3 separate regions of the Homo sapiens genome follow, and all the other regions are linked to region 2. Evidence: chromatin loops called from intact Hi-C (ENCODE). Cell type or tissue: ascending aorta. All regions are shown on one strand.

What was found. A loop is a pair of places that touch in the nucleus more often than their neighbours do. Peaks named below come from ENCODE experiments on the same cell type or tissue, not always from the same donor. Only the 100,000 strongest peaks of a DNase experiment are listed, where the experiment ranks them.
Region 1: a loop joins it to region 2, with 2.2 times the contacts of the local background. A loop is called at or near these places in 6 of 110 quality-filtered maps.
Region 3: it touches region 2 in a loop (2.4-fold over the local background); 4 of 110 quality-filtered maps call a loop at or near these places.

Annotation. Positions count from the first base shown.
Region 1 is chr7:101,881,625-101,884,124 of GRCh38, reverse strand. All of the region lies in intron 1 of CUX1 (cut like homeobox 1), which reads right to left. Among named protein-coding and RNA genes, the nearest start is that of CUX1, 65 kb to the right of the region's middle. RefSeq lists a silencer at 377-544. In ascending aorta, no CTCF peak of the experiment used is centred here; DNase peaks (open chromatin) are centred at 1,094 and 1,826; H3K4me3 peaks cover 254 bases; H3K27ac peaks cover 2,405 bases.
Region 2 is chr7:102,124,375-102,126,874 of GRCh38, reverse strand. All of the region lies in intron 8 of CUX1 (cut like homeobox 1), which reads right to left. Among named protein-coding and RNA genes, the nearest start is that of SH2B2, 160 kb to the left of the region's middle. RefSeq lists an enhancer at 1,102-1,654. In ascending aorta, a CTCF peak has its summit at 1,471; a DNase peak (open chromatin) is centred at 1,514; H3K27ac peaks cover 1,454 bases.
Region 3 is chr7:101,601,219-101,603,718 of GRCh38, reverse strand. No RefSeq gene overlaps it. Among named protein-coding and RNA genes, the nearest start is that of MYL10, 27 kb to the left of the region's middle. RefSeq lists a silencer at 990-1,049. In ascending aorta, a CTCF peak has its summit at 1,127 (motif pointing left); a DNase peak (open chromatin) is centred at 1,118.

The sequences.
Region 1 (2,500 bases), 240 kb after region 2:
CCAGGAGTTCACGACCAGCCTGGGCAAGTCAGCGAGACCCCCTAGCAAAATAAAATTTTAAAACTTAGCCTGGCATGGTGGCATGTACCTGCTGTCCCAGCTACTCAGGAGGCTGAGGTGGGAGGATCACCTGAGCCCAAAAGTTGGAAGTTGTAGTGAGCTATGATTGCACCACTGCAGTCCAGCCTGTGTGATAAGATCCTATCTTATAAAAAATAATAATAATTTGGGCCGGGCATGGTGGCTCACACCTGTAATCCCAGCACTTTGGGAGGTCGAGGTCGGTGGATCACTTGAGGTCAAGAGTTCAAGACCAGCCTGGCCAACATGGTGAAACCCCATCTCTACTAAAAATACAAAAATTAGCCAGGTATGGTAGCAGGCGCCTATAATCCCAGCTACTCCGGAAGCTGAGGCAGGAAAATCGCTTGAACCTGGGAGGGGGAGATCATGCCATTGCACTCCAGCCTGGGCAACAAGAGTGAAACTCCATCGCAAAAAACAGTAATAATAATAATTTAAAATTTCAAAAAAAAATTAAAGAAAAAGAAAAAAAAATAACTATAGATCAATTGCATGATCCATGGCCAGGGACTTCGTTCCTGCCCCCGACCCCTGTATTTCTTAATAGCCTCTGGCATGCTACGGGGATCTGTAACATTGGCTAATAAAAGTACAATAAACAGCAATAGCTTTAGGAACTAAAGCCAGGTTTTGTCTATGTGTACATATGATGAAAATCTCAGGCAAGCCAACAATTACTATCTCATGCTAGTTTCATCCCCATACAATGTCAATAGTTCTATTGTAAACAGAAATCACTGGCAGGATTGGGATGAAAAGGATGGCAACATTCCACATTCGGACTGTGTGACGAACTCACCCCATAACATAAATAACTTCATTTTTTAAAAGAATAATAATCATCAAGGTACATGAGTGCCACCCCTCCATATGACGAAAATTGCTGTGATAGGAAGATGACGAAATGAGCAAACATCCCCTTTGGAGGCTGACTTGAAACCTGAGCCCGAGCCAAGAGTGTTAGCGTTTGAAATCAGTCACTGGCCTGGACTCTAGATCCGCTCCCAGTGACTCAGGGCTATACATAAATCAAATGCCAAAAAGGCCAGCTCACCACCCAGAGGTGCAGCTCTCTGGAACACGCAGAACCAGCAGGGCCTTAGAGGCCCGAAAAAGGCTTTATCCCAGATTTTCAAATCCCAGGACAGCCAAGGCTGGGCGAGACAGGGAACAAGGAAACAAGGTCACTGGGCCAGTGGGGAAGTCCAGGCCTCCAGTGACCCCAGAGGGCGCCGGTCACCAAGAAAGGAAGACTCCATCCCACGCCCACAGAGAGGGGCTGGGCTTAAAGCAAGGACCCACGTGCAGATTCCTGTGTTGGCCCCTCTGGAAACATGTACATCAACAGCTGCTATATTCTGAGTACCTACTACTATGTGCAGAGCATCTACTGTGTGAGCCGCTCACTTGCTGAGTGAACCAGGCCCTGAGCTCCAAAGTGAAAAGGTGACGAGAGGTGCTAGCCTGAATGAAGACCAAGAACAGCACCCCGGCTTTATTTCTGTAGGTGTCTTCATGCACAAATGCCTTTAGAGTGGTCTTTTTTTCTTTTTTAATTTCTACACCTAAGTCACACTGACAGTAGCTGATCGTCATCACAAATTTTCATTTTATTTCAATTCCAGGAGGGTAGGTCTCTGAAGAGACACTTTTGCCAACTAGGCTAAGCCAAGTTGTGTGAGGGTGACTCTGAGATGATCCTATTGGTCAGCCGTCCCCTTCGCAACAGGGCGTGCTGAGTGACTGGTCACGAAATTCCCTAAGTTAGTGGATTACTTACTTATGTGGTATGCTTATTCACCAGCCTCATCTGCTTCTTGCTAGGAAACAAGTTCCTTTTTTGTTTGTTTGTTTTTGAGATAGGATCTCACTCTGTTGCCCAGGCTGGAGTGCAGTGGTGTGATCATGGCTCACTGCAAGCTCCCACCTCCCAGCCTCAAGCGATCCTCCCACCTCAGCCTCCCGAGGAGATGGGACTACAGGCGTGCACCACCAAGCCCAGCTGATTTTTTTTTTTTATTTTTGGGTAGAGACAAGGTCTCACTATGTTGCCAAGGTTGGTCTCAAACTCCTGGGCTCAAGCGATCCTCCTGCCTCAGCCTCCCAAAATACTGGGATGACAGGTGTGAGCCACTGCACCTTGCCCTGTGATTCTGTTTTATTGCCATAGAATGGTTCGGCTGTTCTATAAAAGCACAGGAATAAACCAATAGCATTTTTCCACTCCTGCCTCCTCCCTCAATAACCTCCACCTTCAAGGAGGTTTCTGGATGCCCAAGTGACAGAAAGTCATCAGTCCCCTTTTTCTCGGCAGGAGAACTGCCCAATCACATGGCCCTACAGCCTAACAGGTGCTGTCAAATCGCTGAAAAGGCAGGATAAGTTCTTGACAAATCGGTGGCGTCAGAAAATCAAT
Region 2 (2,500 bases):
CAGGGCTCCCACTGATTCTACATGATGGTGAGTTGTAGAATTATTTCATTATATATTACAATGTCATAATAATAAAGTGCACAATAAATAGAACGTGCTTGAATCATCCTGAACCGCGCCCCCCACTGCACTGGTCCATGGAAAAATTATCTTTCACAAAACTGGTCCCTGTTGCCAACAAGGTTGGGGACAGCTGTGTTAGATGATTTTGCCTAACTGTAGACTAATTAACGTGGGTGTTCTGAGCACGCTTAAAATAGGCGAGGCTAAGCTATGACATTTAGGTTAGGTGTGCTAAACACATTTTAGACTTAAGGTATTTACAAGTTACGATGGGTTTAGGGGACATAATGCCATTGTAAGGAACAATCTGTATAGAAAAAAAGACTATGGAAATAGGCCAAAATGTTAACAATGATCATCTTTGCTGTGGGATTATGAGTGATGATCTGCTTCCTTTAAAAAAAATCTTTGAGAATTTTCTAAACTTTGTATAGTAAACATGTATGGCTTTTGTACTTAAAAATAATGTCACGGGCCGGGCGTGGTACCTCACACTTCTAATCTCAGCACTTTGGGAGGCCGAGGCGGGTGGATCACTTGAGACCAGGAGTTCAAGACCAGCCTGGCCAACATGATAAAACCCCGTCTCTACAAAAAATACACACACACACACACACACACACACACACACACAGCCGGAAATGGTGGTGCACACTTGTAGTCCCAGGTACTCGGGAGGCTGAGGCTGGAGAATCGCTTGAACCCAAGAGGCAGAGGTTGCAGTGAGCTGAGATCGCACCACTGTACTCCAGCCTGGGCAACAGAGTGAGACTCTATCTCAAAAATAAAATAAAATAAAACATAAAAAAGGGAAAATAATGTCATGTAAAAGGAAACAGCCTATAATTCCAGCTACTTGGGTGGCTGAGGTGGGAAGATTGCTTGAACCCAGGAGGCGGAGGTTGTAGTGAGCCAAGATCATATCACCGCACTCCAGCCTGGGTGATAGAGTGAGACCTTGTCTCAAAAAAATAAATAAAATAAAATAAAATAAAATAAAAACAGCAGGACTGGCTGAGACTGCATGACAAAATTTTTTAAAAAATTATTTATGTATATTCATAAACATGTTTATATACATGGACACATGTACAGTGCCTTTTTTTTTTTTTTTTTGAGATGGAGTTTTGCTCTTGTCACCCAGGCTGGAGTGGAGTGGTGCGATCTCGGGAGTATTCCACAGGAAGGACGGTTCTCCTTTCTGCCAGCCTTCCCGCGTCTCTTCACAAGGTCCCTGGGTGGAACCGGGCAGCGTGAGGCAAGTCACTTTCTCCTCTGCCACTTCTGAAGCAAATAAGACGTGCTATGTCACTGAGATTTGCATGGCCAAGGCCCTCCCAGCGGCGGCCAGGGACTCCCCGTGGTGAGTCAGAACCTCATAGCTTTAAGGAATTTTACTGGGGGCAGAAGGTGGCGTGAATGTTCCAGGCTGGGCCTCCGTCCTAACTCTTCACTGTTGAAGCACTTGAAGGCTGGGTGGCGCCTGCTTTCTGCTTAGGAGCCAACAGCATCCTGAGTTTACCTTTCCAGAGCGCAAACGTCCTCATTGGGCAGGCTGCAGGCTGAACGCTACAGAGGCCGTTCAGCTCTGCGGTAACCCTGACCCACTCATCATCATGGGGAAGGCTCAAGAGTTCCTGGAGAGCCACGACGTGCTAAGCCTGTGGTGTACAGAGTGTGGGATAAAGCCGGTCTTTTGAGGTAGTTTTCAGTCAACACTTAAAAAATGGGGCCAGACGCGGTGGCTCATGCCTGTAAATCCAGCACTTTAGAAGGCTGAGGTGGGCAGATCACCTGAGGTCAGGAGATCGAGACCAGCCTGGCCAACATGGCGAAACCCTGTCTCTGTTAAAAATACAAAAATTAGCTGGGCGTGGTGCCCTGTGCCTGTACTCCCAGATACTTGGGAGGCTGAGACATAAAAATTGCTTGAACCCAGGAGGCGGAGGTTGCAGTGAGCCGAGATCATGCCACTGCACTCCAGCCTGGGCAACAGAGGGGAGACTCTGTCTCAAAAAAAAAAAAAAAATTTCTACTAACCAATTTTACAATATACCGGCATTAACTATAGTCACTGTCTAATACATCTCTCAAACTTATTCCTCCTGTCTACCTATAAATATGTATCATTTAACCAACCTCTCCTCACCCCCTGGTAACCACCATTCTTCTTAACTTTTATGTGATCAACGTTTTACATGAGTGAGATCTTGTGGTATTCGTCTTTCTGTGCCTGGTTCATTTCACTTAATGTAACATCCCCCAGATGAATCCACGTTGTTGTTGCAAATGGCAGGATTTCCTTTTGTAAGGCTCCATCATATTCCACTGTGGATCTACACATTTTCTTCATCCATTCATCTGAAGCTGGGCACATAGGTCACTTCCTCACCTAGGCTGCTGTGTGAACAGCGCTGTGATAAACGTGTGAGTGCAG
Region 3 (2,500 bases), 520 kb after region 2:
TGCACCAGTGTACTCCAGCCTGGGCGGTAGAGTGAGACTCCGTCTCAAAAAGATAATAATAAAATAAGGCTGGGCATGGTGGCTCATGCCTGTAATCACAGCTACCTGGGAGGCTGAGGCAGGAGAATCACTTGAACCCTGGTGGTGGAGGTTGCAGTGAGCCAAGATTGTACCACTGCACTCCAGCCTAGGCGACAGAGCGAGACTCTGTAAAATAAAATAAAATTAAAAAAAAAAGTGAAGTCTGGGAAGAGCTGAATTCTGAAGAAGAGGCTGTGAGAGATTAATTTGAAGGTGGATGTTCCAGAACCTTCTGGAACACGGGTTCCAGAACTGGTGTAGCTTCACTATACCAGTGTCATCTTCCAGTCTTGAGTCCAAATCTCCTTGAATAAAGAGGCTTGATCCTGGAACCCAAACAGGCAGGGTGAGGCCAGGGAAGTGTGGCTGCTCACAGACAGACGGACACACAGCCTCCCAGCCCCGTGGGAGCTTCTGTGCTGGCACCCGCGTGACGTGGGGTTTCAGGCTAGTAGCAGGTCGTGGGGGCCCCCGAGGCTTCTTAACAGACTATGAGAGGGACTGTGTTGTGCGGGGCAGGTCCTGCCTCCTCTAGGCCCCAGACCCCTTTGTGCCGCCAGGACTCTGGCCTGACGTGGTTGGTGAGCGTGGGCCTGGCAATGGGGCTGGGAAGGAGAGGCCAGCCTGGAGCCGCCCTAATCCGGGTTTAGCTCTCACTTCAAAGCTGGTGGCTTCAGCTTCATTGGAATGTCCAGCCATGGGGGAAGGAGGGACGCGCCTGGCTCCCATCAAGCGCCAGGGAGTCACTGTGGCCTCTTGAGGGCCAGGGTGAGGGGTGGGATGGGGGTGGGGCTGGAGAGCTCAGTGAGGCATCTGGGGTGGGGAGCCCCAGCCCTGCCCCTTATAGCTGTGTGACCTCAAGGCTAGTGGTTCAACCTCTCTGAGCCTTCATATCCCTCATCAGGGAAACAGGGTTAGCGGCACCCCCTCTCCTGGGGCCATATCTGGTGCAGGGCCTGGCCCAGGGCGGGGAGACCCCAGTCTGTGCACAGCCTGGTGCGTCAACGGGCTTTTGCAGCGAGGGCGGCCCTTGTGGCTCCACAGCGCCATCTACTGACAGCTGAGCAGCCTCTCCTGGCTCCGCCTTCCCCAAAGCCTCTGGGGCTTGGGAATCTCTAGATCACAGTCGGCACAAGAGTCCACAGCGCAACTTTGGTGCAGAGAAGACTAAATTCAAGCCCCGGCTGCTTAACCTATTCGATGTTAAGTTTCCTTAAGTAAAAAAAAATAGCAGCAAACACTTAGAGAACAGTCACCGAGCCCCAGGCAGTGTGCACTAACGTGTGTAACCCTCCCAGCAACCCTGAGGAGTACATCCTATTATTATACCATTTGACAGATGAGAAGACTGAGGCCAGAGAGGGTAAGGCACCGAGTCAAGACGCCTACCTGCCTGGCCTGTCCCAGCTCTGCCGCTTACTGACTGTGCGACCTACAGAGCAGCCAAGTGAGTACAGCTGGGGCACCCGCCTTGCACGGCTGCGGGGAGGAATTACACCTGGGAACAGTGGAAACCCTTGGCTCCAGACGCTGTGATCCAGTGACTCCAGCCACCTAACGCTCGGTGCCTCTGTGTCCCCATCTTCAGTGTTTTCACACATCTGTGACGTCTTCGCTCTGAGTTGGTGGCCCCTGCCTGTCCACATGTCCCCAGCAAAGGTCCACGAAGCAATCCTCTATCCAGCCTCAGTCCTGTGTCCTCGGGGGCACTGGAAGGCAGGCAGTTGGCAGGAGGCTGGGGAGGGCGGGATATTCAGGGGGAAGAGACCTTGGTCCTGGTCCCATGTCCACGGGAGGGGACCAAGGAGGGTTGTGTGTCCCGGGCCCTAAATGGAGCGGGACACAGTCATCGGGGACCTCAGCTGTTAGACTCTGATCCACGCCTTTCTCCACATTTGTTCAAAGTGGGTTTCCTCTCCTCGCGGGCTTCCAAGTGTTCTTTAGGTGACCTGACCCAACCACTCACTCAGGAACCTGGGCAGCACCCCCAGGACAATGGGTGGCAGGGGGGTGTCCCTTTCTGTCCCCACCTGTCACTGCCTGGCTGTGTGGTCCCCTCTGCCATCCTTTGTTTCCTGGTCTGCAAATGGAATGACATTATACCTCCAGCCATTTCCACTGCCAGCACTCCCATAACCTTTCCCTCCCTCTCTGCAGCCCAGCCCATCAGGGCATTGGGTGATTCAAGGCTGCAGGTTTGAGGCCTCCAAGCACCTCCAGTGGGAGGCTTGGAGACAGACAAAGCTGTGAAGTTTGACTCCCAAAGTGGGGCAACAAGATTCCTGGCTTCCATGGATAGGGGCGGTAGAAGAGCCAAGGATGGGGCCTCGATGAGGCTCTGGATCCCTGGGACAGCCTGGAGGGACAGCCTCAGGCTCCTGCACCGTCTGGGTCCCACCTGCCCCTTTTCCACACTGCC